Linked DNA regions of Homo sapiens: region 1 is linked to region 2. The links are chromatin loops, found by intact Hi-C in ENCODE. Cell type or tissue: heart left ventricle. All regions are shown on one strand. Links, peaks and the distances in the headings refer to the core of each region. The heading gives the core; the rest is flanking DNA. Region 1 overlaps LRP5 (LDL receptor related protein 5). Region 2 overlaps LRP5 (LDL receptor related protein 5).

Region 1 (5,367 bases), core at 231-5,230, 64 kb before region 2:
TCACCCAGCAACAAGCTTGACTGTTTTCTGACCTCCCTCCACCATGCTGAGGGAAGTCAGGCCCTTCTCCACTGATGCGATGTGCATTTTCTCCCTTCCCTCTGAAGACGGCTGTTCCCGCCTGGCCTTCAGGACACGAGAACAGCTCAGCTTCCCCACCGAAAATGCCTAGATTACTGTCTCCTTCCACGGACTGGGGACCCTGCAGAGGCAGTGACCAGGCCTTGTCTGTCTTCTCCAGCACCGCAGGGATGGGCCCACAGCAGGCGTCAGGTGTGGCTTGCTGACTGTTCCTGTGAGGACCCAGGGATTCCCTCCCTGCCAGGGGCACGTGGTGTGGCAGAGTGGGCTCAGCAGCCCCATCCAGCGAGTCAACACGCAGTCATGGGGCTCCTTGCCCTCAGGAAGAGCAGCAGCCTTGGGCTGGCACAGAGAGGTCAGATGGAAGCCAACACAGGTTCAGAAGAGCCCAGAGCCCAGGCATATATTCTGCAGGGCCCAGTGAAAAATGAAGGCACAGTCCCCTTCTTAAAAGTGACTAAGAGTCAGCTGGGTACAGTGGCTCATGCCTATAATCCCAGCACTTTGGGAGGCCGAGGTGGGCGGATCACGAGGTCAAGAGATCGAGATCATCCTGGCCAACATGGTGAAACCCCATCTCTACTAAAAATACAAAAATTAGCTGGGCGGGTGTGGTGGCGCGCACCTGTAGTCCCAGCTACTCGGGAGGCTGAGGCAGGAGACTCACTTGAACCTGGGAGTCGGAGCTTGCAGTGAGCTGAGATTGTACCACTGCACTCCAGCCTGGATGACAGAGAAAGACTCCGTCTCAAAAAAAAAAAAAAAAAAAAAAAGACTAAGAATCTGAGGAAGACGAACAGCAACAGCGTGATGAAGCCCAGGGCCCTTTCTGACGGCACAGGCCACACGCACATAAAGCCGGCCCGGCCTGCAGCTCAGGGATGCATCCCAGGGGAGATATCCACCTCTGCCCAAGGCCCCAGCCCTTCCCTGCAGGAGCCGGACAGAGGGACGCCCGGGTGCAGGAGGACTCTCATGGTGGTCCGGGGGTCGGCATTCCCTCCACGGGGACACACAACTCAAATGCACACAGGGCACGAAAGAATGGCAGTTCTGTTTTACAAAATTAAGTTTATAAATATTTCTCCACTGTACAAAGTTCTCCCAGCCCTGCCCACCCCATCACAGTTCACATTTCTCATGTTTTTAAAATCCCAATTATATTTATTTTTTAAATCATAAAATATATTTTTTTCTTTGTTCATATTTAAAACTATTTACAGGGGCACAGAGAAGCCAGAGTGGCCCGGCCGAGGTCAGGATGAGTCCGTGCAGGGGGACGGAGGGGGCGGGAAGAGATGGAAGTAGCTCCTCTCGGTGGCGGGCGAGGGCGGGCAGCTGTCCTCCGCCGACAGGTACTGGCTGTGGGGCGTGGGTGGGGGTGGATAGGGGTCTGAGTCCGAGTTCAAATCCAGGTAGTACTTGCTGGCCTTCCAGCGGCTGGCGCTGTAGTCGCTGTCACACACGTCGGTGCTGCAGGGCGTCGTCGGGGGCGCCATTCCTCGAATGATGTAGGGCCTGAAAGGGACACACACAGAGGAGTGGGATTCGGTAGGCACATCCGCCCTGGTGGGCACAGCAGCCCCGGGGCTGTGAACGGGAAAGGCCTGTCCACTGGCCAGCTCCAGAAGATGCAGGCCGGACTCTGGACCCACCCCGCTGTGTCGCCAGGGCTCATCACTTACCCTCTCTGAGCCTCAATGGTCCCACCTCTACCATGGGCATGCCCGCACCTGCCCTGCAGCCTGCCAAGCCTGGGCCCTGGCAAGGCTGCCTCTAAGGAGAACGAGGCCTCTAGAGCCTGCTAGCTGACCTTGGCCAGGAACTTACTTGACCTCTTCGAGCTTTAGTTTCTCATTGATAAAAGTGGGGATGAAATAGTACCCATTTCGAAAGTGAAGGATACATGAGATTCTGCCTGGAAGGTGCTAGAAACAGTGTCCGACAAAACAGGAGACTGGACAACTGTTCACCTAACACTGTTACTGTAAATGTTGGCAACCGATAGGGTTTGGCTGTGTCCCCACCCAAATCTCATCTTGAATTGTACTCCCATAATTCCCACGTGCTGTGGGAGGGACCCAGTGGGAGATGATTGAATCATGGGGGTGGTTCCCCCCATACTGTTCTCGTGGTAGTGAATAAATCTCACTAGACTTGATGGTTTTACAAGGGGAAACCCCTTTCGCTTGGTTCTCATGCTGTCTGTTCCCTGAAGCCATGTAAGATGTGACTTGCTCCTCCTTGTCTTCTACCATGATTGTGAGGCCACCCCAGGCAGGTGGAACTGTGAGTCCGTTAAACCTCTTTCCTTTACAATTACCCAGTCTTGGGTATGTCTTTATTAGCAGCGTGAGAACAGGCTAATACAGCAACCAATGGGCCCGGAACACTTCCATCCTGAGTTCAAGCAACCTGACTCGCAAGATGGCTCCTGACCTCCCATCCTCCCAGAGGCTACCTGCACCCAACTGTGGCCCAGAAACGCCGCATCCCACTGTGTGAGTTCAGACTCGGAACTGTGGTGTGTTTAGGAGCCCCCGTCCTGTCACAGAGGGGCCTGCAATGGGTGGGAAGGTGCAGCCAACACCGGGTGTTGAGAAAAGTGCAGCAGGACAGGATACTCCTCTTGGGGCCCAGCTGCTGTGAGGTCAGACGGCGGGCGGGGGGAAGATGTGTCCGCGGTGGGCCCAGAGCAGGACGGGCATGAGCAAAGGCAGGAGGTGGGACGAGGAACTAGCGAGACTGGGCTGCCCAGTGTGGATGTGACCATTCTGGAGACAGTGGTCTGTAAGGCTGTGGGACAGACTGTGACAGTTTGATATAATACTGAGGCATCAGGGAGGTGGCCCGACCCGGAGTGGGGTGGAAATGGAGGCTGCAGTTCCGGCTCCCCAGCCAGGCCTGGGAGTTCGTGGAAATGGCCACTAGGTGGCAGGCGGCACCACACTCGGGAGGCCCTGCTGCTCCAGGGACCCAAGCAATGAGGAATGCGTGGTCCAGAGGTGTCCTGGCCCAGGCCCAGCCTATCCCACCCCTTCACCTGCGGGGGTGGGGCCTGGTGCGGCTGGCGGGTGGGCCACGTTGCCTGACACCACTGGGTTAAAGGTCAGGAGGCTCACCCTGCCCATCCCAGGCTCTGATCCAGCCCCTGCGGAGACCAGCACACCTGGGTCCCACCTCTCCACACTCTCAGTTGCCCCTCCCCAACCAGGGAGGTGGGGCCTGTGACCCCAACATGGGCAGCTCGGGGGGCTGGTGTCCAGCTGAGCAGCCCCGTTGGCTTCCCGGGCTCAAACAGGCCACTGTGGCAAGTGAGCAGCCCGGACCATCCTGGTGACGTCACACGATTAGGGGTCTACGGTGGGTGCTGCAGCAGCCTTCACAGACTTGTCCCATCCTAAGAGGACAGAGCCACCAAGAGGGGGCATCTCAATGGCTAGGTTTCCACAGCCGGACTCAAACACACAGTCAGACTCTGGAGCCCAAGCCCCCGGCCCCTCGACGCCACAGCCATTTCCCAGCTTAAAAGTAACCCCCATAGGAGCAACTTGAAGAGCAGCTCAGAACGTGGAGTTCTGCTGATTTCTGAACCCAACATGCAGTGCCCGCTGAGCTTGTCTGGGGAGGCAGCCTAGTGTGGTTGGCAGAGCAGAGGGAGGCAGGGCTGGGCCCGGCACCTGCCCACTAGCACCCAGAATACCTCCCCTCATCAGTGGCATGGGGATTAGGCCCCTCCACCACGGGCTGGCGGGAACCCAATGGCCATGGAGGGCTGCAGGGGATGTCCTACCTGTACGGTCTCGCAGTGGCCGGAATGTTTGAAGAGTAGAACATGTCCATGTTGTACAGGGAGGGGTCCGTGGCCGGGGAGGGCGGCGGGTTCAGGATCTGAGGAGAGCCAAGCCAGGGTGACTTAGAGCCTCGCCAGCCTGGGCATTCCTTCCTTCCTCCCACACCCCTCGGGCTTTCCTTGCAGAGAGGGCTTCTGGCCCCCCTGCTTCCCAGGACCCCTTCCTCTGGCCAGTTGGCAAAACCTGGGGACAGGAGGGGAGGCAGCAGCCACCTGCCCCGAAGGTCATCTCAGTGAAAGGCAAAGGGAACCCAGGCACTTTTGGCCCAGGTGCCCGCGCCCTTCCAAGTACCTGCCTTGTGACCAGATGCTGGGCTGTGAAGGCGGGGACAGGACTTCGGCCAGTTCCCTTTGTGGCTGGCCCCCAGCAGTAGGAGATGTCCCCACAGGCCCTGAGTGTCCTCCACACCAGTTAGCACCTCACCAGGCTCCTCAGGGACCTTCCCAGGAACTCTCCTTCTGACCTTTCCTCCTGCCCCTCCTCCCTCCATCACACACAGTCTAACTCCTGCAATGACGCCCTTGTTCCGAACACTCAGGGGCTCTGCGTCCCTGCTGAAGCCCTGACACAGAAGTCACCACGCTGAGGGAGGGGCCACAGTCCCACTCCAGACAAAGGCACCCCCTTCACAAGGGCCTGTGCTGGCACCAGCCCCAAAGCGGGGATAGTAAATAGACAAATTCACCACGTGAACGTGCCCCCCAGGTCCAGGCAGCACACAACCAGCCCTACAAAGGGAGGAAGGGACCAGGGGCCCTGGGCCCACACACCCACACAGGTCTGCACCTTCCACAAGTGCCACTGACGGCACCCCAACCCAACATGCAGCTTCCCAAAGGGTGTAGGGCTTATGTGGGTCTCCAAGGCCATCCTGGAAAGCATACAGCCAGATCCGAGCCCCTGCGGAATAATGGGAACAGAACTGTCAGTTATGCCCGAGGGACTCAGTTCTCTCAGGCCCCCTAGGGTGGTACAAGAACACTGCCTTTCACGCCAGACAGACCCGGGTGAAGTCCTGTTTTACCACCTTCTGGCTGCAGCAGGATCCCTGGGGAGGGAATTTACCTCAGCCTCAGTTTCTTCAACTTTAAAATGGGCTTGACCTAGCACTTTGGGAGGCCGAGGCGGGCGGATCACTTGAGGTCAGGAGTTCGAGACCAGCCTGGCCAACATGGTGAAACCTCATCTCTACTAAAAATATGAAAATTAGCCGGGTGTGGTGGCGGGCACCTGTAATCCCAGCTACTTGGGAGGCTGAGGTGGGAGAATCCCTTGAACCCTGGAGGCAGAGGCTGCAGTGGGTTGAGATCGCACCACTGCACTCCAGCCTGGGCAACAGAGTGAGACTCTGTCTCAAAAAATAAATTTAAAATTAAATAAAATAATAAAATAAAGTAATAAAATGGGCTCGAGAAGGCCTGCTTCCTGGGGC
Region 2 (5,367 bases), core at 69-5,068:
TCCGGCGTGTCCAGCGAGATCCTCCGTAGGTCCGTCCGCCGGGCCAGCAGCAGCACCTCCTCGGCTCCTGTGGAGACAGGTGCAATGGGGTCAGGGGTCAAGGGCCTGCAGCAGGCACAAGTCTAGGCCTGGGGTGGGCCGGGCAAGGGAAATACTCAGCCAGGCCCCCAGGGCTCTCCTTGCAAAGGCTGGTGATGTTAGGTGACACGCACCCAGCCCATGCTACATGGTCACTCGTTCATCCTCATGACACCTCTGGGAGGCTGGCACTGTTTGTTTCCTCATTTTACAAATGAGAGAACTGAAGCACTGAGAGGTTATGCACGCAGCTGAGAGCCACACAGCCAGGCCATTGGGCTTCAGCTGCTGGGTGGGAGCTGCCTCACAGTCCCCCTTGTCTCCTGCCAGCCCCTCTCCTGGCCACAAACCAGCCCCAACCACAAGTCCCGCCGGGTACCAGGCTGCAGACCCAGCTGCTGGCCATGCTGCTCAGCGTCCCCAGCATGCCCACCTTGCAGGGGCTCACCCTTCCTGCCCAGCTCGACGCCACTTCATCGCTCCCTCCTCTCCACCACCCGAGGGCGGCTTCAGGCCCCAGCACCGTGCCGGGGGGCTCCTAGGCAGGGCCAGACACACCCTTCAAGTGAATCGCCCTCTTTGCTCAACTGCCCAGATGCTCCCAGGCCACCGAGATGAAGGGAAACCCTGGTTCTGAGGCCTGAGACCCGGGGGCACTTTCAGGAACACCAAGAGCTAACACAGAGTTTCACGACCACTTGACACACCAGGCAACACAGGTGCGAGATGAGAAACACCTCCGGGGCATGCATTCTGGTCACGGCTAGACCCAGGGCCCTGGCTCCTTGGATGGGGCTGCACCGCGGCCTCCACACAGCTGGGCCATCAGAACACAGTGATGACCCCCAGTAACTCAGACCTCGTTTCTAAATAGGGTCCCACAGAGAACAGGCAAGGCACTGTCCACACACTTCCAACGAAGTTTCAGAACCACGCCACGAAGCACCCACCCCACAGCCACCTGGGTCTCTGCTGCCCCCCAGGGCCAAGCCTGCTGCTGGCTGAGCAGCTTGAGGTCACGCCCCTCCACGGCACAGGTGGACAGGGTTCAGAGTGGCACTTAGGCAGGTGGATGAGGGGAGAGCCTGGTCCTCTCAGGATGTCCCTGCAGACAGGCTGGACACAGCTGGGGACAGGAGGATGCTCAGGTGATTCTGGTCTCAAATAAAAGCCCCCTCTCTAGCTGAGGGCAGGATTTGCCAGCCCCTAAGACTTGCACGTGTTGAATCCCCAAGGAAAGTTCCCTCTGCTCTGGGCATCTGTGCCCTGCCTAACTCACCAGTGTGACCTGACAGCGTACAACCGGCACAAGAGAAGCTTAACTCAGGCTCCCTCCGTGGCCACAGCAACACTCTGAGAGCATCTGAGCAACAGGGCCCAGGGATCCGCTGTGGACGGGGTCCCGCCGCTCAGGCCCAGAGGCGTGCAAACCCAAGGACTCCTCACCACCCACTCCACAGGACGCACGGAGACCCCCCAACCTTTCAGCCATGGCCCTCAAGTGGGCTTCAGTTTGGGGGGTGGGGGGTTACAGGATTCTCTTCTGAACCCCCGTGGCCCACCCTCCACATGCTCCTGACCCCCAGGGCCCGAGGCTCCACACACAACGGTATCAGCATTTCTGACTGTGTCCTAGGACCCCCAGTTTGGATTTATCAGAGCTTCCTACAGAAATTGCAAGTGGAGACCCATGCAGACTTGGGGCCCCCAGGGTGCCCCATAATCCTGACAGATCCTTCCTGAGGTTGCTGGGATCAGGATGTGGCTCCCTCCCCAGGTTAGGGCATCGTCTACTCATTTGTTCCAGACCTTTCTGGTCTCAAGGATGCACAGAGCCAAGAAGGTCAGGGTCAGAGACCCCTCCCAGCATCCTGTGGCCATGCCCCTGCACAGGGGCCCAGGTCACAATCTGCAAAGGGGCCCGGGGCTGAACCAGCCCAGAGCCTCCCTGATGCCCTGGCCCCTAGACCTGGCCCTGCAGCCAACTGCCAGATCTCCTGAGTGCCCTGCCAGGCTGCAGCCTTCAAACAACAGATGGTCCCCTGTGCCCAGGCTCTGGCTCTCGCCAGGAGGAATGCAGAGACTGTTCCAGGATCCCGGCATCCAACGTTTCAAGGAAAGACAGGAGCCCCTCCTGACTCCTGCTCCAAGCCCCGGAGTGCATAATCTGATTCCTCCACTAGAGGGCGCCCACGTGATGGCAACAGCGACACGGGCCCAGGGCTGGGGAAACTGAGGCAGGCAGGCTGGGGAGAGGCAGAGGCAGCACTTAGAAGGTTCCCCAAGTGCCCAGCTACAATGGAAATCTCTGAGAGCCAAATTTAGATCTGGTCAGGGGCATCTGATTTGGTGTGTATTGGTAGGGGGAGGGGAATCTGAATTTCAACAAATTTTCTCCCTCTAGGCTCCACTCCCAAAATGTTCTGTTGACAATGGACCTGTCCTTCAAGGCCCAGGTCACACAGCACCGCCACCTCCTCCTCAGGGAAGCTGTTCCTCCCGCCACCTCCTCCTCAGGAAAGCTGTTCCTCCCCACACCCCAGTGGATGGCCGCCCCATACCAACAGTCGGCCTCATGGCGAGGGCGCCACCCTCACTGGGGTCCTGGCACAAGCCCCCTGCTCTCCACAGCCCCCAGCACAGAACCACATCCACAGCAGCACTACATCCAGGGATGAGCAGGGAGAATCCGAGACCGAAACCTCTGGGGCCTGCTGGGTGACCTCGGGCAGGTTCCTGCCCCTCTCTGGGCCTGTCTCCTCATCCAGTGAATAATCAGCCAGGCTTGGCGATGCCCGAGTCCCTGTCTAGCTATGACTTGGAGGGGACCAGAGACTCCACTTCACGAAAGGTCCCTGCTTAACAGCCACTGTGGGGAGATCACAGTCCTGGAAGGTCCCCAAGGGCTTGGCCGGGAAGAGCCCCATCCACACGATGTCTACAGAACTTTCCAATGAGACTGCCAGGCACAGCGCAAGACGAATCACGCTTGACCTCAGCAGTGTGTCCATCATGGCCCCACAGAGAACGCCAGTGCCAGACAGAAACCGGCACTTGATCCCAAAACACATTCCAAGCCTGTCTTGCCAGCCCGTTCCCTCTGTCCTCCTAAGAAATCACTAAAGTAGGCCGGGCGCGGTGGCTCATGCTTGTAATCCCAGCACTTTGGGAGGCCGAGGCAGGTGGATCACCTGAGGTCAGGAGTTCAAGACCAGCCTAGCCAACATGGTAAAACCCCCTCTCTACTAAAAATAGAAAAATATGCCAGGCCTGGTGGCGCACTCCTGTAATTCCAGCTACTTGGGAGGCTGAGGCAGGAGAATCACTTGAACCCAGGAGGCAGAGGTTGCAATGAGCTGAGATCGCGCCACTGCACTCCAGCCTGCGCGTTGGGGTGAGACTTTGTCTCGAAAAAAAAAAAAATCATTAAAGTAACACAATAGCACAATTTTCACACACCACCCCTTGAGCTATGAGGATGCCCCATTCTACTGACAAGGACCCCAACGCTCAGAGAGGGTAGGCTCCCGGCCCAAGGACACACAGCCGCAAGAGGAAAGCTCACTTCACTTTGCTTCCTCAAACACTTCAATCCCAGGAGCCAGCACATGCAGGAAGTGCGTTTTTCACTTGCCGCCTGGCTGCCTTCATCATCCCACCAGTATCTCTGTGGGAAGCTAGTTCAGGCCAGGCCCTGGACCCGCTGCTAGGGAAGGAGGGGTGGACGAAACAGACTTGGAATCTGCCCTCAGGACGCCCTTGGGGTCACAGGGCAGAGACCTTAGGTGAACGACACCATCCGTGAACACATAGCCACGAACTGTACTGTGAAGGCAGACTAGGGTTATGGGGTCTGTGTGGGGGGCCTGCTGAGATTGAGAGGTCTGCTCTCCAGCTCAAGAGCCTCTGGGATTTAGGTAGCTGTCACCACATGGCAGGTTGTGGCAGGTTCTGGCGGGGTGTCCCAAATGGGCCTAGAACCTTCAGGGGCTGAGCACACCCAGCCCTAGCCCTCTGGTAACTAGGTCAGCAGAGGGCCTCTAGTCCCACCATGAGGAACCTATTCTCGGCATCCCTTCCAATTACTTAGGAGTAAATCAAACCTCTGTGGCGAAGCAGTCCTTTCACTGCTGGGGTGAATCTGTAGGTGTTTACTGACTCGAAGGAGGTGTCTCTGACACCCCTCAGGCTGCAAGGCCTCTGAGGTTTTTGAGTTTTGCAGAGACTGAGACACCTGGGAGAGAGGCAGGATCCAACCCATTTGCCTGAAGGTCTGAGTGAGCTGTGACCAGCACAGAGGTGACCCCAGTGGTGGTGGGGACTCTGTCCAGCCAGGCCAGCAGGGAGCAGCTGCAGAGAGAGTACCAGCAGCCTGGGCTCCGCCACAGCCCTGCCAAGGCTGGTGCCCACAGCTGGCCTCCAGGAGGTTCTGTGTGTAGAGAGGTCCGGGCAGCAGCCATGGCCACGGGGAAGCAGGCCTGGGGTTGGGAGGGGCAGGTGCAGGGGACTGACTGTGCCGGGCTATAAAGAAGAGAGGCCAACTCCTTCCCTGGGACCAGCTACAGAGTCTTGGTAGGAATTTATTTAAACACCAAGGAAGTAAAATGTTTGGAAACTAACAGTTTGGCCAAATGGTTTTCTTTGGGGTTGTTTAAACAGCCCCACAACATTGCCTGAAAGTGAAACCTTCCCCTCGCCCGAGCCTCCTCCAGGCGGGCTGCTGACCTCTCCCCTTCCTCCCTGCACGCATGCAGGAGAGAAGGGCGACATCCCTTCCGCGAGGCCAAGCACAGGCCAGGGGCTTGGGGCAAGGGCCAGGCAGGGCACAGCTTCCTGGCAGGCAGCCTTATCCTCAAAACAAAAAAGCCATCCCAAGGGATGGCCGACGTCATGGACATGTCCAGCTCGACACCGTCCGTCCCTGCCCACCTCTGTCCCCGACCACATGGACACGCAGAACCTGCAGAGGGCTCCCGTGACACATCGCCACCAACCAGGTGGCTTCTAACATCAGAAATGCACCCCCCCACACACCCTAAGACATGCATCCCTGCAATCAAAAGTCAAGACGTCTGCAGGGACAGACTCCCTCCGAAGGCTCCAGGGCAGGATCCTTCCTGGCATCTTCCAGCTTCTGGTGTTGCAGGAAATACTTGGAGTTCCTTGGCTTGTGGCCGCCATCGCACTAAGCCCTGTTCTGACTCCATGCAGCCTTCACCCCTGAGTGTCAGTGTCTGCTCACCTGCTCTCATGAGGACACCAGCACCGTGGATATAGGCCCCCTACTCT

The links. Hi-C counts contacts between places; a loop is a spot of excess contacts. Peaks named below come from ENCODE experiments on the same cell type or tissue, not always from the same donor. Only the 100,000 strongest peaks of a DNase experiment are listed, where the experiment ranks them.
Region 1: a loop joins it to region 2, with 2.3 times the contacts of the local background. A loop is called at or near these places in 28 of 110 quality-filtered maps.

What each region holds. Positions count from the first base shown.
Region 1 is chr11:68,445,041-68,450,407 of GRCh38, reverse strand. It overlaps LRP5 (LDL receptor related protein 5), which reads right to left. Exons shown (of 23, transcript NM_002335.4): 22 at 3,875-3,972; 23 at 1,133-1,599. The coding sequence ends at 1,338. Among named protein-coding and RNA genes, the nearest start is that of PPP6R3, 13 kb to the left of the region's middle. RefSeq lists enhancers at 2,221-2,824, 2,825-3,429, 3,430-4,033 and a silencer at 3,088-3,157. In heart left ventricle, for the core only: a CTCF peak has its summit at 3,001 (motif pointing right); DNase peaks (open chromatin) are centred at 3,017, 3,343 and 4,177.
Region 2 is chr11:68,381,016-68,386,382 of GRCh38, reverse strand. LRP5 (LDL receptor related protein 5) reads right to left here. Exons shown (of 23, transcript NM_002335.4): 6 at 1-67. Among named protein-coding and RNA genes, the nearest start is that of LRP5, 71 kb to the right of the region's middle. In heart left ventricle, for the core only: CTCF peaks have their summits at 2,053, 2,252 (motif pointing right) and 5,035 (motif pointing right); DNase peaks (open chromatin) are centred at 2,261, 4,462 and 4,890; H3K4me3 peaks cover 426 bases; H3K27ac peaks cover 1,763 bases.